Linked DNA regions of Homo sapiens: region 1 is linked to region 2. Evidence: read pairs that join two places in POLR2A ChIA-PET (ENCODE). Cell type or tissue: B cell. All regions are shown on one strand. Each heading gives the region's core, and the rest is flanking DNA. Links, peaks and the distances in the headings are about the cores only.

Region 1 (10,323 bases), core at 2,468-7,467, 69 kb before region 2:
AGCAGTGTGAACCCACTGCTCCAGCCCCCTGCTCTGCCCCTGGCCCTGGACAGCACATCTGCTGTGCCCAGTCCAGAGCACTCCCCCTCTCTAAATAGTTGAGACCTACCCTCCAACACCAGTTCTGTGCATTCATTCTCTATATTATCCAACCAGCATCGCCCTCTTCTTTGTCATTTGTTCGACACTTTCTGGATCCTTAGACTGGAACACTTCAGACTGAAGAGTTTACCTGAATTTTGTCACCCCTAAAGTGTCTCCACCTTGTCTACTTTCACATGTAGTTTGGTTCAGTTTAATGAACGTGTGTGTGTGTGTGTGTGTGTGTGTGTGTATGTGTGTGTGTGTGTGTGTTTTCAAGAATATTTTCTGGACTCACAGTGGTTCTGTCTCCTTGGTTGATATTTTGGGAGATGAGGTGGGGAGTTGAGGAAGGAAGGAAGGAAAGAAGTGACCTGGAGGTAGAAAAAGAGTTGGCCAGGGCAGTGGCTCACGCTTGTAATTCCGGCACTTCGGGAGGCTGAGGCAGATGGATCACTTGAGCCCAGGAGTTTGGGGCCAGCCTGAGCAACATGGCAAAACCCTATCTCTACAGAAAAAAACAAAAATTAGTCAGGCGTGGTGGCACGTGCCTATAGTCCCAGCTACTCAGGAGGCTGAGGCAGGAGGATCACTTGAGCCTGGGAGGTCAAGGCTGCAGTGAGCCATGATTGTGCCACTGCACTCCAGCCTGGGCAACGGAGCAAGACCCTATTTCAAAAAACAAAAAGGAAAAGCAGAGGTGTCTTAGAAGCAGAAGTGGATAGGCCACCTTTCTGGAAGGGTCTGGACAGATCTCAAGTAGGGGGTCAGATTGGGGAGAACATGGTTAGATCCATTTCTCTGAGGATGGCTGCAAGCAAGAAGACTGCTGCCTCGTTACGGGGTGTGGGTGTGGGCCAGCCTCTTCAGCTGGAAGGAGGAGATGGGGAGAGGCAGGGCATCCTCCCACGCTGCTGCCCCTTGGGACACTCTTTGGAAGCCTGAGAGTTCCTGGTAGGCCACTCTGTTCCTGTCCCTTCCTCTTTTCTCTGAGATTGGTCCAGTAGGCAGCCTGCAGAGCCTCTGGCTTCAGCTTGGCCAGAAGACGTCTGACCTTACCAAAAAGTCCTTGGTTCTGAGTTGAAAACGGTCCGTCTCCATCGTCAGATATGACAGAGCCCCATGAGCGGTGCCCACCTGGCATGAGATACTGTCGTGAAAGCCTGCACTAGCCTCCCTGTTAAGTGGTGCGGCTTCCTTGCTTCCTGCTGACAGCACTCATCTTATACCTGCCCTGGGAAATGCCCTCGTGTTGGGCCACATGAATGATTCTCAAAGGCAGAAAAACAATTTTTTTTGATGGAACCATCAAGAATAGTTTAAGCATGTGATATTATTATCCTTTTCATTACTGTTGTATTTCTATTTAACATGATTAGATGACTAGTTCTGAAAACCTAAATTAAAGCACAGGCCGGGTGCGGTGGCTCAGGCCTATAATCCCAGTACTTTGAGAAGCCAAGGCGGGTGGATCACTTGAGTCTAGGAGTTCGAGAACAGCCTGAGCAACATGGCAAAACCCCATCTCTACTTAAAGAAAAAAAAACACACAGAGGAGGCATTTTGTTGAGATGAGAGTCAGCTCACATCACATTGCAGACACCTCTCTCAAAGGCAAAGGTCTTCCTGGGCCCCTTTCCCTAACCAGGGAAAATGAGGTAGATCCCTGCCTGGGTTTTTTCAGAAGCTGCTTTGTGTTTTTGTGTTTGTTTTTTCGCCATGAAATAAGTTGCCCTTGGTGTCAAACTGTTGATCTTAGGGGTTGTGGAGTGGAGTGGAGGATGAGGAAGGGGAGAAAGGAGCCCGTTGTATGCCAGGCATTATGCTAATAGTTCTATGTCCTTAATTCAGGCCTTACCCAAAGCCCATGGGAGGGTGGGTGCTGGCCTTCCCTTTTCAGAGGCCACTAGTCTCTGTTGCTGGTAATGTTCTGTGCTCTTAGCCTGAGTGGCCATGCTCTCCTGAATTCCACCCTTCTCTCCACCCACCTTGGTGGGATTGGAACAGCCCAGAAACCCAAACTCTACTTGGCAGCACATCAGGTTTTTATAGGCCCGAGAATGCTGAAGAACATGAAGCTTTATTGCGATGCTTTTAGAGAACGTTAGCTCAGCTCTGAGCCCCGTAGAAGGGTTTCCAAAGTCTATTAGGCGGCAAATGCTTTCATGGCTTTGGAATCATAAGGTTGATTTGAAAAATTGGCACCTAATGGCTTACAACTGTAATAAATTTCCTGAAATTGGACCTCAGAGGGAGACTCGGGTGCACACTCCCCCTGAGGAGTGTGGGCAGCCCTCTCCCCAGCTCGGTGCACACCAGGCTCTGTGAAGGGTGTTGCTCACCGCAGCCTTCAGGAACCAGAGTCCCCCGTAATTAGGGGAGAGGCCCTGTCACTCTTCATTTCTCAATTTGGACCCAACGTTTAGTGGCAATGACTGTGGGGAGGCTTCTGACTGGAATTTCTCCCCACTGGCCTTTAAAAGGCCAGGGCCTGAGAATTCCTGAAAAATTAATGGGGTCTCTGTGGGTTCTTTACACTTGCTGGTAACCTGGCCTCTCCCAGGCCCGCTGTGGCTCCCTGGCATAATAGCTGCTCAGCAGCCGGTCTTTTGTATGCAAATATGACCTAAAGCTGTATGGGAGGCGGCAGTCCATTGTTGCCCAAGACTGTGCGATTTCAAACAGACACGGGCTTTTAAAATATTCCAGACAGATATTGAAAATGTCAGCAGCAGGTTTTTCCCACTTACTTCTTGCCCAGCTCTTTTTTCCTCTCTCCCTCCCCCTGCCACCCACCCCACCATAAAATATAATCAAAAAGCTGGTAAATAATTTAAAGAATTGCCTCAAAGGATTTGCAGACTAGAAAGAGACTCCCTTCTCTGGTTTAAGTTGGGAGAAACTGTTTTCATTTTTTTTCCCCCAAGATATTTAAAATATTCAGGAGTGTCCCACAGGGTCTTGAACTTATAAGTGTCTGCATTTTTCTCACTATACTCTCATCCCCTCTTTTCTTTATTGATTTTTTTAAGGTTGCTGTCGGCAACATTTAGGTCCAACTTTCAAATGAAAATCATATTTCAGTTACTGGTCTTAAGTCAGACCAACTTAAGGTCTGTTTCATTCATCTCAGTTCTGTGCCCCCTGCTCTTTAGTTTAATGAGAGAGTGGAGGGAATCTTGGCTGCTGTGATTTTTCATCCTATTAGCTCTTTCCAAAGGGATCCTTATCTTGTGAGCAGAAGGGAGTGATGTCTTATATGTGGAGTCACTGTGTATCTTTTTAGAGAAACTTAATCATCCCTCCCTACTCACCTTGAGAAGGTCTCTGGGTAGCCAGAAGCTTAGACTAAGATGAGGGTGCACAGATTGGGAAAAAATAAACAAACCTCTTATTGACCAAGCCTCTGTCCCTGAAGACAGGCATTGCTCCTCCTGGGAGAACTGTCAGGTGGGTATGCATTTCTGGATCTCCCAGCAGTCCTGAGGCCAGGAGTCTGGCTGGCCATGTAGAGATGATTGTACCTGGGATATGGTGCATTCTTGAAAAGCATTGGATGGATGGAAAAAAGGAAGAAGTGTGAATGGATGAATAAAGGGAAGAGAAAAGAGGAAGGACAGATGCACGGATAGAAAGATGTAGGCTGGATGTGTAGATAGACGAATGAAAGGAATGGCAGATGGACGGATAGATGATAGATGGATGCATGGATAGACAGAAGGGCAGATGAAGGATGGATGGGCAGATGGATCGATGAAAGGAAGGAAGAACTGATGAAAGATGGCTAGATGGGTGGATGGATGGACAGATGGATAGATGGAAGGAAGGAAAGAGGGATGGTGAGCACCTGGTTTCCCCTTTAGTATTCATTCCCTCCTGCTGTATCCAACCAGAGGGCATTCCCTGGGCCTGCCCCTAGAAGGTGGAGAGGGTGATCCAGGACCTCTAGGACACTGGTCCTAGGGAATCCCGACAGTCTTCCGTGAACATTTACGGATGTCTGTACTGACTGACCCTCCAGGAAGGCCATTCTCATAGCACCCTTTCTCTTTAAAAGCATAGGGTTGCACGTATATGGCCCACCCCCCACCCCTTCTGTCATTCCCCCTCTCCTCTGTGAGGGACCTGCACACTGACAGTCTCTGGCCCATTTTTAGGTATCTGGCAGTCCCCTGCCAGAGCCAGATGTGTCCTCTCTGGGTCCAGCCAACAAAGGTCACCTCCTTGGCTGTGTGGTCTGTCAACTAAAGTCGTTGCCTCAAACCCAGCAATGTCAAGTGTAGTGGATAAGAGCTCAGGCTCTAGAGGCAGATGGGGCTGCGTTTGAATCTCTGGTGCCACCATTTACTGTCTGTTACGTAACCTCTTAGAGCCTTAGTTCCCGCATCTGTAAAATGGAGGAAAGAGTCTCTACTTAAGGGTATTGTGAGAATTCAACGAGACAATGCACACAGAGTCCTTAGAAACAAGCAGTGGCGGCCCAGTACGATGGCTCACACCTGTAATCCCAGCACTTTGGGAGGCCGAGACGGGCAGATCACGAGGTCAGGAGATCAAGTGGCTAACACGGTGAAACCCCGTCTCTACTAAAAATACAAAAAAAATTAGCCGGGTGTGGTGGCGGGCGCCTGTAGTCCCAGCTGCTCAGGAGGCTGAGGCCGGAGAATGGCGTGAAACTGGGAGGCGGAGCTTGCAGTGAGCCAAGATTGCGCCACTGCACTCCAGCCTGGGCAACAGAGCGAGACTCTATCTCAAAAAAAAAAAAAAAAAACAAGCAGTGGCTGGCACATTGTACTCAAACGCAATACATGTAGCATTTATTGTTGTTACTACTGAAAGTTGTGGGACTGACATCTCTTGAAGAAGAGATAGCAAGAATCCTGGCTTCTGAGAGGATCCTCAGGCACACAGCACACTGCTTGCTGAGGTCTTGAGCTGTCATCAGTGCCGGGGGATGCAGTCGGTGTGGTAGAGTGGCTGCCCAGAACGCGGGTCTCTTGGGCCTCATCCGGGCATCCTGTGAGCTCTGTTGTAAAGAGCAGCTGAGGATGGCGAGCGCTGGGGAGATGCTGTAGGGGGCCCGAGAGGAGTCATTAGCTGACCTCTCTCTCCTTGAGACAGAATCTTTTCCCTTCTGCTTTTGTTCTTATAACTGACCCTCTGACAGTTTTTCCTCCCTTGAAAGCAGAGGCCTTGAGTCTCCTCCAGCTGTCAGTTTGCGTGTTCCCCTGGGCATAAACTCCAACACAGGCTGCCCGATACCAGCTCTCACCTTCGTTTCTGCCCTGGAGAAAGGCTGCTTTCAAGTTGGTAAAAGCCTCAGGAGACCATGGCTGGCTCCAAGAGCCTCTTTGTGCTCTGAAATCCAGAACAGCCCTGGCCTTGTTGGCTCAGAGGAGCCTTCCAGAAAAACAGAAGTCCTCGACTTCTGCCTCATCTTCTAGCTCCTGTTCTTTTCTATTTTAAAGCCCTTAAGAAAGGAGGTGCGAAGTCCATGGTCTGTAAGCATAAAGGATTTTTAAACTAAACAAGAAAACCAATTATTTTTCTTAACTGCTTTAGTCCTTCAAATCTTTCACTGTAATGGAGATTTAGAACCCATCACAGTTGGGCTATTATTTCTGTGTAAACAGTGTCATGCCCTATTGCACCAAGCAAACAGTCAATTTTTTCCATTACACTTAGACACAGATGATGAGGGTGCCGAGTCAATGGTCTCCCGAGCAGGTTTTAGTTGATGGGGAGCGCGTGACTGTGGTTGGAGGTGAGGAAAGGGTTAAGGCTTACAGGGGATTTTGGTTCTTACCCAGGGGTCACCTTTTGGCTTCAAAGCTCTGTTAATCTTCAGGCCCTGGCTTGTGAACCTCCTCTATCCAGAGCATGGAGACTGGGGGAGAGAGAAGGGTTGGTGAGAGACTAGAGCTAAAGTGAGAAGGGCAGGAACTGAAAGTTTCTTTCAACTGGTGAGAGAGGGCACATCTCCAGTGTCCCCATCTCCAGAGTCTCCCTTCTTCCAGATGGTTCTGCTTTTGGATCTTCTGAAGTGCACATCTGATTTTGCATTCCACTGCTTGTAGCCCTGGGATAAAATCCAGACAGCTGCATGGCCCACGGGCCCCTGTCCTGTGGTGCCCACCTGGACTTCTTTGCTTCTCCAGCACTAACCCTCTTGTGGACCCCTGATGATGCCATGATGCCTCACGCTCTTTTCCCAGAATATTCTTCCCACCTCTCCCCTTTCTCTGGCTTAATGCCTTTTCATCCTCCAGGACCCAGCTCAGATGCTGCCTCCCCCAGGAAGCCCTTCCCCCACCCCAAGGCTGACTGCGGGCCTGTCAGGTGCTGTCCTGCAGTTCCCCTCTTCTAGCCCATACCCCTCTGTATTGTAACCCTGATCTGTCTTCTCCAGTAAAGTATAAGCTCCTTGAGGGCAGCCTCTCTATCCTCACCAGCTTAGTACTCCCTATGCCTTGCACAGCTTTGACATACAATACCTTCATATTGAAATTTTTATTTATTTATTTTTTTGAGATGGAGTCTTGCTCTGCCACCCAGGCTGGAGTGCAATGGTGTGATCTCAGCTTACTGCAGCCTCCACCTCCTGGGTTCAAGTGATTCTCCTGCCTCAGCTTCCCAAGTAGCTGGGACTACAGGCATGCACCACCATGCCTGGCTAATTTTTGTATTTTTAGTAGAGATGGGGTTTCACTATGTTGGCCAAGCTGGTCTCGAACTCCTGACCTCAGGCGATCTGCCCTCCTGGGCCTCCCAAAGTGCTGGGGTTACAGGCATAAGCCACCTTGCCTGGCCCACACTGAATATAAAATGAATAGATGAGTCCCCCAAAAGCTTCGCCCAGACCTAGCTGGCAGAGTAGGGTAAAAGAATAGTTGACTGTGTGCACTGGGGCGGCATCAGCCTTGCTGTCCACAGCAGGGATGGAGACAGCAGTGCTCCTGGCAGCCAGCAGCTCCTGCGGGTGGAAGGTGGTAAAGCAGTAAAGTGAAGAAGGCGGACCCTGAAGCCAGACTGCCTGGGTTCAAATCCTGGCCCCACCACTGTCACTTGGGCAAGTCGCTTAAACTCTCTGTGCCTCAGTTCCCTTATCTGCAAAATGAGGTTAACAACAGTAGGGCCCTTATGGAGGTTAAGTGACTTGCTAGTAAAGCGAGCAGTTCCTGCTCTGGAGTGGCCACCCCAGGAGGGATGGCTGTTGGCATTCTCTTTATGATGCTTCTGCTCTCTTGGCTCTGCCCAAGGTTGCTTCTGGCCCATCTGAAGACCTTGCTTAGAGCAGAGGTTGGGGACCCCATGTGGCATGTAACCCTGGGGGTGGTGGCTGCCCACCTCACACCCTACCCCCTACTCTTTTGTTTATGCCCCCTGCCTGGCCTCTGAGGCACTTGAGTTTGTGCCTTCTGTATTGACCTTTAGCTCCATCCAAGGTTTCTCGAATCAAGCTGGCTCTGCTAACAGACTCAGCCATCAACCTGCGGCATTTATGGAGCACTTTTTTTTTTTTTTTTTTTTTTTTTTTTTTTCAGATGGAGTCTTGGTCTGTCGCCCAGGCTGGAGTGCAGTGGTACAATCTCGGCTCACTGCAACCTCCGCCTCCTGGGTTCAAGCCATTCTCCTGCCTCAGCCGCCTGAGTAGCTGGGATTACAGGCGGCTGCCACCATGCCCGGCTAATTTTTGTATTTTTAGTAGAGATGGGGCTGGCCAGGCTGGTCTTGAACTTTATGGAGCACTTTCTGTGTACAAGCATCGTACTCACAGGTGACCTGTTGATCATAAATGCCTTAAAGAGTACATTTGAGCTGCTCCCTAATCCCATGAGGTAGGCTGGTATTACTCTTCGTGTTTTCTCCAGATGAAGAAGTCGAGCCAGAGAGTAGCTGAAGGCGTGCAGCTGCAGGAGACCATGCAGCTGTAAGCCCCCACCCCGCCTGCGTGCTGCCCCCAGCCTGGGGCCCTGCTGTTGAGCATTTTTGTTTTCCTCCTCCAGACAAGTACCCTCTCAGCCCTTGACTCTGCAGTAGGCTTCAAGGTCCACTTCTGCCCCAGAGCATCAGCTTTCTGGAAAGCCATCAGCATCTGGAGGAGAGGAGAGGAGAGGGGAGGGGAGGGGAAGAGAGGGGAAATGTCTTCAGCTACAAAATGCCTGGCTCCTTTCTCACTCAGAGGCTTCCTGCCTGAGGAGCTTGTCCTCTAGATTTTGAGGAGCAGAGGGGCTGAGGACGGCAGAGCTGAGATGCAGCTTCTCTCTTGCTGTGGGTGGGCGTGCCCTTGCTGACACAGGGGGCGAGGGTGAGAGGCTCAGCAGGGTGTTGGAGTTGCTGCCGGTTCCTGCCTGTGAGTGGGCCTTGCTTTAAGCAAGGTTGAGAGCCGAAATAATGGATGCCTATGAAAGACAAATTAGGAGGGGATTATCATCTCACAAAAGAAGGCTTCTAAAGTCAACTCACGAACACTCAGAGTGAGAGCTGGTTCATGGACTGCCTGGCAGGCACACCTATGCTCAGTCCAGGGACCGGCCTCCTTGTGGCAGGGGGCAGGGCGAGCTCAGGGGCTGTGGCCCTGCCTGCTTTCCCTAAGGGCTCTTCTGGGGAGGAGCCCTGCAGATCAGATCCCCTTAGTGAAGGAGTAGTGACTGGGGGGTCCCAGAAGACAAAAAACCTAGCCATAGTAGGCAGGGGGAGGGGCAATGCCTTCTGACCCCTAATTGAAGGTGATGGGAAGGGAGGGGGCCAGTGTCCTAGAGACTGGGGACTTCCTTTGGGGCCAACCCCATCTGGGCTCGAATCCTAGCTCTGCTGCCAACTGGCCTCATGACCTTGAGCAAGCCCCTTAATGTTTCTGAGCTTTATTTTGCTCATCTGTAATATGGGGATGATACTAGTGGTAATAATAATAGCTGTTGTTATTGCGTTGCTGTGCGCTGTGTGAAACACTCAGCGTGGATCCTGGTACGTCGTAAACACTATGTGGTGGTGGCTGTTGTTATTTGTCCCGTCACACGGAGCTACCTTCTACCCTGCAGCAAGTTCTGCTTTCCTGAACCTTTTCCCTACTCACAGGGCACACTATCCATCATTGAGTTTTCCCAACAAGCCACTTTTCTTTTCTTTCTTTTTTTTTTTTTGGATGGAGCCTTGCTCTTGTCGCCCAGGCTGGAGTGCAATGGTGTCATCTCGGCTCACTGCAACCTCTGCCTCCCGGGTTCAAGTGATTCCCCTGCCTCAGCCTCCTGAGTAGCTGGGATTACAGGCGCCTGACACCATGTCTAGCTAATTTTTGTACTTTTAGTAGAGACGGGGTTTCACCATGTTGGCCAGGCTGGTCTTGAACTTCTGACCTCAGGTGATCTGCCCGCCTCAGCCTCCCAAAGTGGGATTGCTGGCGTGAGCCACCGCGCCTGGCCTTCCACTTTTCTTTAAATGTCCTTTGAAGCTAACAGGCGGATCACCTTCCCTCCCAGAAGCTCGGGGCTGCCTGCTTGGGGATTTGCCCATGTATTTTGTCTGTAATGCATAATATATATGCGTGTGTGAGTATGTGTGCATAGGTCCCCCCACACGGATGTATATATAACTCATTCCCCAAAGAGAGATTTATTTCAAGGCACAAATGCTTCTAGTTAGCTTCTGTGTGGATCTGATCCAGCCCAGAGCCTTTGCCATGAGTAGAATTCATTGACGGCAAAAAGAAATGAAAACAAACATTCCCTGACATGGGGCATTTCCGTCGGGGGGCCTCTGGGAATTCTCCTCCTCTATTAAAATATCTACCAAATTGGACAGAGAAACTTGGCAGCCACAGCCTGAGCTACTTAATTGTTTCTGTGGGGAGGGTATGGGCAGAAGCTATGCACTGGCCTCTCTTCCGGAACCTTCCTCTCACCACTGAAGTGCAGGAGGATGGGGCTCTTCGAGAACAGAGGATGTTTGGTTGCCCCTGGAATCCAGCTACTACCCACCTTGTCTGGACAGGTGCCGAGGGATGGTGAGGGGAGAGTGCCTGCTCCCTGACCCTCTGCAAGCAGCTCTTTGTAAAGTTTGCAGGGGAAGGTGGCCAGTGGCTGGGAACTCACATTCCTGAGATGGTCTGCAGCCTTCCGCTTAGCCCCAGCAGACTGAATATGAATGTGGTTTTGATCACAACCAGCTGATGGGAGCTGACCCAGACTTATTATGATTTTGCTGTTTTTTTCGGTTTTGTTTTTCCTTCTCCCTCCTCTTCTT
Region 2 (10,323 bases), core at 3,277-8,276:
AGAGACATGCCAGGAAGCCTCAGCAGGGAAGAGCCGCCATCCCACTGCCCTCCCTCTCATCCAGGGCCCTCCCACTCTGCAATGTCGTTTCTGTGTGGGTGGGAGCAGCGGCCCATACACACGTTCCAACCCCTCAAGATACCGGAGGAGGCATTTCTCTTTGAACTGGGTGCTAAAGTTGGTGTAATACTTCACTGCATTTAGAACATTGAAGAGAGTGAAAAAAAATTTTTGTTTTTCAAAAAGAAGAACATATCACAGCAGAGGCACAGATCATATATATGGAGCGAGCCGGCCCCACATCTGTGGCCTGATGGAGTGCACATTTGGAGTCAGGTGATAAGCACAAGGAAGTAAAATCCTCATGCAGCCACCTTGCCCCAAACTTACCTTCACCTCCTCGGTTCCTGCTGTCCATGATCTTATCAAGAGGAAAGTGCTGCAGTGGCAGAAGTTGAGGACATCTCCCTGGCTGGCGCCGCCTCCAGCTCTCTTCTTAAAGAGGCCCAGACCATCGACCCAGAGGTGTTGTCACAGCACATGCTCAGCACTTGTCCTCAGACTCCTAGCCCAGCCCTGTGGGGCAGCCTGGGGCCTCAACTCATCCTTACCCCAGGAATTTTGACAGCTACCTGTGTGTCCTTGGAGCTGTGTGACATGAGCTGTGTGACATTTGCTGCTCGGGGATAACCACAGGGAACTGGGCTTAACATCTGATGAGCGTCAGGTGGGCCAGGCTCCCAGGGCCCATTCAGTCTCCACTTGCTGTTAGGAGCCACAGGTCAGGGCAGAATTTCCACTCCTTGACCCCACTGGTCACCTCCTGTCCCTGCTCCCTGTTGGTCTCTGTTGGGGCAGGGATGCCCTCAGTTCCATCTGCATGGCGGCAGCTTGTATCTCCCATCCACAGGAGCACCAGCCTGGGGCTCACTAGTGCCATGGGAGAGAACCCAGGACCTAGGAGAGAATGAGCCTCCCGCAATGTATGTCTTCCACCCTGCAAGCAGGAAGAGGGTCCCACGTTCAGTCTTTGACTCACAGTGGGTGGAGCCCTGGAGATGTGGGGGCTCTCACCTTTCTCCTTGCAGATGGGCCTTCCTCCAGCTTCTGCTGCTCCCATGACATTTTTCCTGGGGGCACATTCCCTGACCTCTGAGCATCTCAGGTTCTTCCTCTAAAAAATAAGAGACCTGGGATTGATGAGCCCCAGGACCTGAAGTATGTTTCTGGCCTTTAGCTTTTTAACTGTGAGAATGTTCAAGATGAATTCCTTTGCTGTTTTTGTGACTAGGGGAGGGAATGGGCAGTTGTTGCAGGTTGGGTTCCCTGGGAAGCAACTCTAGGAAGGGATTAGCAAGTGGGAGGTTTATCCAGAAGTGCTCTTGATCAGGAGAGGGCAGAGGGAGAAGCTGACTTGCGATGCCCTTCTGTAATGGGGTGGTTCTTCAGGGGTCCCCAGCTGGGGTGGGAGTGCCATCCTTGATGCCTGCACGCTGGCCTGTCATTGGGTGCAGCCCACCCTGTGAGGCTGATGTGACCTGGGCTTCCCCTGGGGAAATCCTGGAGGGGACTTCCAGCTGGGGACTATCTTCCAGCAGCACTCCCAGCCACTGGGAAGGAGGTCCTTCATTCCTGAAGGGGATCTAAGCATCCTGACACAGCACCCACTGTGATGGTGTGTGGAGTTCTGTTGCTGTCTAAGCAGGCCATGTTAGCAATCTTGATAGAAACAGCCAACACTTTCTGAGCACTTACAACACCAAGTGCTTAGCACAGTGCTGGCACCTACCATTGAACCTTGATGACAGACAGCCATAGGTGAACCGAGCTGCCCAGAGTCTCACACTGGTGAAAGCAGAGCTGGGACGTAAACCCAGCCTGTCTGACCTGGAGCTCAGGCTCTTACACTCTGCAAGCATTGTGCAAGGTAACTGGTTAAAGCGGAGGAGCTGGTCATTTTAAGGGTTTGGTATTTCCTCATTTTCTGTCCTTCTCCACAACAGCCTTCTTGCTGGATGACCGTGCTCCTCCATTTCCACTTGGAGAAATTAAGGCACATAAGTTTGGAATATTGCATAGCAGATTCCTGCAGCCAGACAAGGAGCAGAGCTGTTGTTAAAACCTGGATGCCAGTCGGCACGATGGCTCACACCTGTAATCCCAGCACTTTGGGAGGCCGAGGCGGGTGGATCACCAGAGGTCAGGAGTTCAAGACCAGCCTGGCCAACATGGTGATACCCTGTCTCTACTAAAAATACAAAAATTAGCCGGGTGTGGTGGTGGGTGCCTCCTGAAATCCCAGCCACCCGGGAGGCTGAGGCAGGAGAATCGCTTGAACCCAGGAGGCGGAGGTTGCAGTGAGCCGAGATGGCGCCATTGCACTCCAGCCTGGGCAACAAGAGTGAAACTCCGTCTCACAAAAATATAAAACAAAAACCTGGATGCCTCCCTTGGCCCTGTCCCTCACTTCATTTCCTGGCCTTCCATACGATGATTTGTGCCCAGGGGGAGCGGAGAATGGTGGCTTTCCAATCTTCTCAGAGTCACTTCATTTGCTGTCTAAAAGTTGTTAGAGATGGTCTGGAAAACACTGGGCTGATCGTCAATGGATTTAATCATTAGGAGGGGGAAGTTTGTTGCTTTATCCTTGTAAAAGTCAGATAAGATCTGGGACTTGGCATTAAGTATTGATCCCAAGTGGGGCTGGAGGGGAGGGACAGGGAGGGAAGAGGCAACAAGGTGCTGTCCTTCCAGTTTGCTCTGTTGTTGGCAGGAGGCCGGGGAGTAGACAGCCAGCGGGAGGGAGGAAGGGTGCACTGGCCAGCTCTCTCTCCAGTGTCCCCACAACCTCAGCCCTGATGGAGAAAGTGGAATGCGGGCATGTTGCTTGCTGAAATAATCTCACACTCACCTCCTTATGGGGGAAGGGAACCCTCCCCATTGTGAGGGTCACTGTAGAGGATCCTCAGCTGTCCTTCCCTCCAATTTCAGAGCCCTGGGTTCCTGAGCCCTGCACAGCTGGGTTCCTCCAGGGAAGATCTGGATGGTTGAGGCCTAGTTGAAAGGAGGTGAGGAGTCTCTGAAGCTAATCCCATAGCCTGGTGAGGGAGTGGTTTCTGGCAGAGGACATCCCTGTGGCCTTCATTACCCAGCAGGCCTGCTTGCCCTGGAACATTGCCAGAGGCAAAGGAACAGGAGACACGGGGAGAGAAATAAAGATTAGTGTGATGGATGACTCTTCTGCCAGCAGTTAGCAGTTGCTTATTAAATGCAATGCTAATGGCTTTGGAGAGGAATAACAGCCCTGAGACCCACTGGAAGGGGGTGGGATGGTTTTGTGAGCCCCAGCGAGCACCATCAGTGGCAGGCCTCTTGAACTAAGAGGGTCCTTTCCCAGAGTGGCTGTGGTTTATCCCAGTTCCTGGGCTGGAAAGGTGCAGTGGTTGGGGATCCAGCCAGAGGGAGGAGCATCCAGGCAGGTGGCCGGAGAGCTTGGGTTCTTCCTGGAGCTTGCTCAGTCTCTGTCCCGAAAAGCAGCTGGCCAAAGTTTAAGGTCTTTGTAATTTGCGTAATCGGTTTATTTATTAAAATGGTGCCAGTAAGATGTAACTTAAGCTGTGATAGAAGATAATGCTTTTCTAAGGAGGAAGAACAGCCCTTAATGTTTTGAATACCTGCCAGACACTCACTTTTGAAATTGACCTCTGAAGTCCAGATTGACTCTTTTATGTACGATGTATAAAGATGCCTAAGAATTGCACTGTCATTATTTGTTTATTGGTGTCTATTACTCAAAAAAAAAAAGAGGGCATAGAAAAAAGTTTCACAAAGGTGTAGGTTACATTTTAAAATAATTTAAAGCATTGCTTCACTTGTAGGTGTGGGATGTCAGACATAATGTATGCATGTCCTTCCTAATGAGAGTCTAACATTCTGACTTTATTTACCTAGGGAAGAACGTTGGGACTGTATAAGCTGTACATGTGACTTTGTAGGATGGAGGAATAAGTGTATTTGACAAAAACGATCAGACCCTCTGGCCAGAAAGGGCACAGTCCAAGAAGAAGGGTTGTTGGAGGGAGTAGAAAGTATGATAAGGATGTGTAGAATCACAGCTGGTGATGACACTTTTGCTGATGTGACAGGAGGGCAGCCTGCAAAAGATTGGCTCCCACGCTGCCCTCGTTTGGGGTCTGGAGCAGGATTTGCTGCCTGTCTTCCCTGCTGGCATTTTACCGGTAGTATTTTCCCCACCTCTCAAATCTGCTCTTATCTTTTCACTAATTGTTGATGGTGTTAAGTATCCATCAAATCCTCTCCCAAGTCTGAGATGTGTTAAGGGGTTTATTGGAAGCCTGTAAACCAACAGTTGGTCACTATTGGTATTGATCCTAATTCTGCACCAGGATTAGAAACCACTTGACAAGAAAGCGGACAGTCTGTCATAGACCACCACCAACAGCCAGGGTTCCTGGCCTCCCAGAGCTTTCAGTTTAGTCCGTAGTGTGATGTAACATGCCAGCTGGGTTCTCTTAGGTAAGTTCAGGGTCCTAGATGGGGTTAGGTGAAAATCCAGTTCTCTTTCCAGAGTGGACCATTGTTGGGTGGCAGAGGGTGGGGCGGTGGGCAACTGTTTAAGAAAGACATTGACCAACAGGAATCTGGGAGAGAATGGTGAGAATGGGGTAGAAACTCAATATGATTGAGTCCAAGAGGTCTTGAGGGGAGTGGAGAGCTGTGATGTGGTCATTCATTGCAGCCTTTGGGTACTTGAAGAGTTTCCATTGGAAAAGAGTTCTGTGTAGCCTCAATGTTGGGCACACTTGAGTTAGAACAAGGAAGAATCGCCTAGTCCAACAGTGGCAATAAGAGGACAGCCATTGCCCCTCTGCCAGATTCTCAGAACCCAAGGTTCTGTGCCTCCAGTGGGCTCATTCTAAAGCTGGGACTGTGTGAGGGGGTGGGCATGCTGCGTGCCCACCGTGAGGGGCACACCCGCCTCTTCACTGCCTTGCAGGGCTGTATCCCCAGGCCCTGTAACCTTGCAGCGATGGAGGGCAAAGGAGGGGGTGGGATAAAGAGTCAGCCCACCCTTTGCCATCTTTCAGAGACCAGCCCCGGAGCTGTCTGCACATTTTATTTTCTCGTTAAATAAACACCATTAGCCTTCCTGAGAAATTGGTGCAAACATGACCTCGCAAATAACCAATTAAAAGGGTAGGGTTGAAGGGGAATGTGAATTTGAAAACATGTAGAGGAGGCCATTAAGGATTCCTGTAGAATCTGGCAACATCGATCCAAGACCTTAATTTTATTTCTGACAGGAAAGCAAGGAGTGTGCTTTCATTTTTTTCCCCCGAGTTAACTCAATTCCGGAAGCGCCCATTCCGGCGCTGTCTCTTGAGATATTAATCAACACAGTAGCTTGGTTTCTGTTCACCTGCTCTTCTTTGGAGACACGGAGTAATACAAAGCCCTCAACTTCCTAGCAACAGGGCTGGGGGACAGGGTGCCCGGGGCAAGAGGGAGCTTGCAAAGCCAGGGGGAGTTTGGTACCCAGGATGAGCTGCACTTTTTTAGCCAAAATACAAATCTTAAACTTCTTTCCTTTGGAATAAAAGCCCTGGCACCAAAAGGGTGGTGACCTAATAGGTCTTCCTGCCTCCCCCTGCTGTGGCCCACGGAAGCAGAAAGGGAGTGGGCTCAGGGTCAGCAACTTCACTGACCCAGAAGTGGTTTTTTTGTAGAGAGGGACAATGAATCTTTTGTTTGGTCCTGTTCCCATAGAGGCCCAGGCTCTGACTCTCACAACATGGTTTAAGATCTCGGTGAGGGCAGAGTGTGGAGATCTGAAGAGAAAGGAGCTTTTAGCATGGCAGCTTGATTAAAAGCACCCCCTTTCTTAGCATCACGGCACTGCCAGTGGCCGGAGAGGGCTGGGCCAGGGGTCGCCGCAAGCCCTGGGTGGCTGCCTCCCCGTTGGGACTTAAGGTTCCTAGAGGGGTCCCGGTTATTATGCACCTCTGGACTTCAGCCTCTGTTTTCAGTTTGTGGATCAGAGGGTGTACGCTATCCCATCTGTATCTGTATATCAGCATGGTATGCTGCAAAGAGCTTGAGTTTTAGAGTTGGTCATACTCGGTTTCAGATCCCAGCTTTCCCTTGGGCGTGATCTCAGGCAAGTTACAAGATGTTTTACTCCCTTGTGAAGGTAACACACCCGCTCTGTAAGAGTTAAATGATTCCGCTTGCGAGGTGCCCACTCCCCACTCCCCGCAAGTGGAGAGTGCGGGGCAGCCTGGTTTCTTCCCCCTTCCTCCTTAAGTGAAACCACCTGCTTAACTTCTTTAGGCAAACAAACTAAAATCTGTGTTTGAGTTTTGGGGACCCTAGTCTTGAAAAATAAAACCCTTTCGTGGTTGTTTTTTCCTCTGCTTTGCACACACACATATGCTTGCATGTGCATGGAATATCTTTGAAAGGATGCCTGCAAAATCGGTAACAAGGAGTTAGAACTGCATATTGGTTAAGATCACATGCTCTGAAGTGAGACAAATCTAAGCTCTGGGACTTAATAGCTGTGTGACCTTGGGCAACTTACTTATCTTCTCTGCAACTCAGATTCCTTATCTGTAAAATAGGACATTGGGTTAGCCTGAAGCTTACGTCATTTAATGAGTATAAAGGGTTTGGAACAGTCTCTGCCCATACTAAACACTCAAATATGTTTTATGCACACGTGCATATCATATGCAGATGTACATACATTAAAAACATACATACATAAAAAAGTGTTTGCTCCTTTTTTATGGGGAAGAGAATTAAGCAACCTGAGATACAGAGACGGAGGGAATCTTTTTATTATATACTCATTTACTTTTTGAATTTTTTTTTTTTTTTTGAGACGGAGTCTGGCTCTGTTGCCCAGGCTGGAGTGCAGTGGCGCAATCTTGGCTCGCTGCAATACTTTTTGAATTTTTGTACCTTATGCACTTATTACCTATTCATTTACTTCTTTAGTGTGAGCTTTTAAAATTTATTCCAATTTGAATTGTCAATGCAGTGATAGAACAACGTGAAAGAGACTTTTTGAAAGAAAGAAAATTTACCAGCCGGGCACAGTGGCTCACGGCTGTAATCCCAGCACTTTCGGAGGCCAAGGTGGGCAGATCACTTGAGGTCAGGAGTTCAAGACCAGCCTAGCCAACAGGGTGAAACCCCATCTCTACTGAAAATACAAAAATTAGCCAGGAACGGTGGCACGTGCCTGTAATCCCAGCTACTCAGGAGGCTGAGGCAGGAAAATTGCTTGAACCTGGAGACAGAGGTTGCTTTTTGTTTCCATAAACAGATGATCTGATGGATAGATGAGGATTTTCTTAGTAGTTTCTGCTCTTCCCAGACAACGTGCTATTATTAGAATAGCCAGACTGGCCCTGGTCTGAAAAGAAGCCTGGTTTGCGCCAGTTCATCCAAGACCAGAGGGGAGGAGGGCCAGAACAGGGAGGTCCTCCATCCCAGGAGCTCAAAGTGCTTCGTAATTCAAGTTTAAAAAAAGTTAAAAGCATTTTTCTACCCCAAGTTATGACTAGTAAACACGTGGGGACCTTACACAGCGTGGCAAATGCAGAATCTTCCTCTGCATTCCCATTGTTTATGGCTTAGGAGTCAAGGCAACACCCGGTTAATGATGCTTGTGAAGTGTCTGGGCCATGTGGCAAAGGGATAAGAGCTTAGGTCCAGATTCCCACTGCAGGACTCACTTTCCAGAGCAACCACTAATCAATTGCTGTGTGACCCTGGACAAGTTACTAAATCTCTCTGAACCTCAGTTTTCTCATCTATTAAATGGTGTTAATGTTATTAACTCATGGACTTGGGAAGTTTAAGTGAGATAGTTTATCTGTGTGAAACATCTGATGCTTGGAAGGCTATCTGTAAATGTTAACTTTGTCATTATCATATTAATTATTGTTATTTTACTACTAAGAATACTGTGACTGTCATTACTTCGGGAATGGAGGCTCAGGCTTGCTGATTGGAGAGAATGTTAACACCCTAGATGGCTGCTGGCAGATGCTGTCAAGTTTTCCACCTTGAAGGGTGTTGTGGGCTGAATTTTGTCCTCCAAAAGCATAAGTTGAAGTCCTGACCCCTAAAAGATACCCCCAAAAGAAGTCCTAACCCCAAAAAGATAAGTTGAAATACCTCAGAATGTGACCTTATTTAGAAAGAGGGTCTTTGGAGGTGTAATCGGGTTAAGAGGAGGTCTTAGTGGAGTGAACTGATCTCACCATAGTCCTTATAAGAAGGAACATGTGAAGAGAGAGACACAGGGAGATGGCCACATGACCTCAGAGGCAGGGACAGGGGCAGTGCGGCTGCAAGCCAAGGATTGCTGACCACACCAGAAGCTAAGAGAAGAGCCTGAAACAGATTTTCCCCTGAGCCTTCAAGAGGGCATGGCCTTGCCAACACCTGGATTTCAGATTTCTAGCTTTCAAAACTGAGACAGAATAAGTTTCTGTTGTTTTAAGCTCCCCCCTCCCATTTGTGGTAGCTTGTTATGGCAGCCCTAGGAAAATAATAGGGCAAAGCAGAGTTTCCTGCCCAGTATGTCCCCTTGCTCACTACTGGCCTGCAGTCCTGGTGGTCAGACTTATCCTTCTCGCTCTGTGCCTTGCTAGTCACAACCCCCCTAAGCAAAATGATGTGCAAGAGAAGTTAGAGAAAAGACCTTTCATGCAACTGAGAACACAGCCCCCGAAGCCTGACTTGGTTCACACCTTGCCCAAGTCTAATTTGCCAAAGACCTTGAAAGTGACCTTAGGATGTTAAAGATACATTTTGGTAGAGAGAGAGAGAGAGAGAGAGAGAGACACTTCAAGAAGTCTGAAGTTTACATTTTAATTTAGTGGCCTGCAGGGCTCAGTCATTTCTTTATAAGCCAAGGAATAACCAGTACAGTTATGAGTTGTCAGAATTCCCAACTCCAGCGACACAAACCATACTCATTAGAGTGGCGTTTCTAGCTGGTTCATTCAACTTGGCAATTCAGGGAAATAATCCAGAAAAAGAACGAAAGGAAGAAAAGGAAGGAATTCAGGAGAGCTCATGTGTATGACAACATGCACCCTGGCATCCCTATATACCTGCCTCCTTTCTATCCTGAAAAAAAATAAGAAAACAGCAAGACAACACTGAACTTCAAAAGCTGCCAAACAGACTTCTTTATTTCTTTATGTTGTCCCAGAAGCTCTTTCAGGCAGGAACATTTGCCAATTCAATCCTGGAGTGAATTTTTAAGCTAAATTAATGCAGTTGGGGGTCAAAATGGCAACACCTACAGGTCTTCAGTTGTAAGGACACCGGTGGGCACAGCAGTAATTGATCATTATAGCACTCATGTGGATGTGCTTCTCTTAATCCCCTGGTTTGGTTGGCAAACCAAGTAGTGTATAAAAATCACTGCCATGATTTTAAAGTGATCAAAGTTGTACACCTTTGAGCACTCCTTACGCATTTGAAATTTCTCCCTCAACTTGCCACCCATCTTGGTATCAGGAAATAACTGAAAGTGCCTTCTTCCCCCTGAATGTGTCCAGCGTTGGTGCCTGCGTTCTAGCACCCTAGGCAAAGCTGGCGCCTCTGCACCAGATCTGCAATGTGCGTACGCAATGCTGACATCCGATTTATTATCTCGGAGGGCTGGGCTGGTTCATGGATGATTCATGACTCTGCTTTCCACTGCCGCTGGAGGTGACATCATCTATTCGGGACCCAGAATAGACACAGGAGCAACAGTGGGCCGTGTTTTGTGTGTCTCTCACCAGCCCTGGGCTCCCTCCCACTTGCCACCCCGCTGCTGGGTGTTCATTGAGTGAGAATGGTGGTGACCCAAGGAGTCCGTCGGAAATGTCTTCTTAGTGGAAGGTCATAAATGTGTTTCAACACTGTTGCACAATAAAGCAGAGAAGGGACCTTTCCCAAAGTTCATCTCTTCCCTTACGTTCTTCTAGTTGGAATTTAGATTTCACTGGCAACCCAAGAGCTGCTTCACTCTGTGGCCGACTTTGATTTTCTCATGTAGAGACAGGGTTGGTTAGGAAAGTCTGGCTGAGATAATTTATCCCACAGCCTTAGCATTGGTCACCCTGCATGATGACTGATTAATGTCATGTTAGATGTTGGAATTGGATCGATGGTTTCCAACCTGGTTGTACACTAAAATCCCCTGGGGAGTTTTTAAGATGTCCTGATGCCTGAGTCCCACCCCAGACCAATTAAGTGAGACTGAAAGATGGAGCCCTGGCATTGGTTATT

What was found. Peaks named below come from ENCODE experiments on the same cell type or tissue, not always from the same donor. Only the 100,000 strongest peaks of a DNase experiment are listed, where the experiment ranks them.
Region 1: POLR2A ChIA-PET joins it to region 2 with 5 read pairs; 5 of 35 experiments call an interaction of 5 or more read pairs at or near these places.

Annotation. Positions count from the first base shown.
Region 1 is chr17:57,463,687-57,474,009 of GRCh38, forward strand. All of the region lies in intron 6 of MSI2 (musashi RNA binding protein 2), which reads left to right. Among named protein-coding and RNA genes, the nearest start is that of MSI2-AS1, 140 kb to the right of the region's middle. RefSeq lists enhancers at 1-15, 2,331-2,580, 5,764-5,813, 6,074-6,223, 7,396-8,259 and 1 more. In B cell, for the core only: no CTCF peak of the experiment used is centred there; no DNase peak of the experiment used is centred there.
Region 2 is chr17:57,532,300-57,542,622 of GRCh38, forward strand. The region is part of intron 7 of MSI2 (musashi RNA binding protein 2); the gene reads left to right. Among named protein-coding and RNA genes, the nearest start is that of MSI2-AS1, 71 kb to the right of the region's middle. RefSeq lists enhancers at 1,467-1,516, 1,527-1,716. In B cell, for the core only: no CTCF peak of the experiment used is centred there; a DNase peak (open chromatin) is centred at 5,420; H3K4me3 peaks cover 669 bases; H3K27ac peaks cover 705 bases.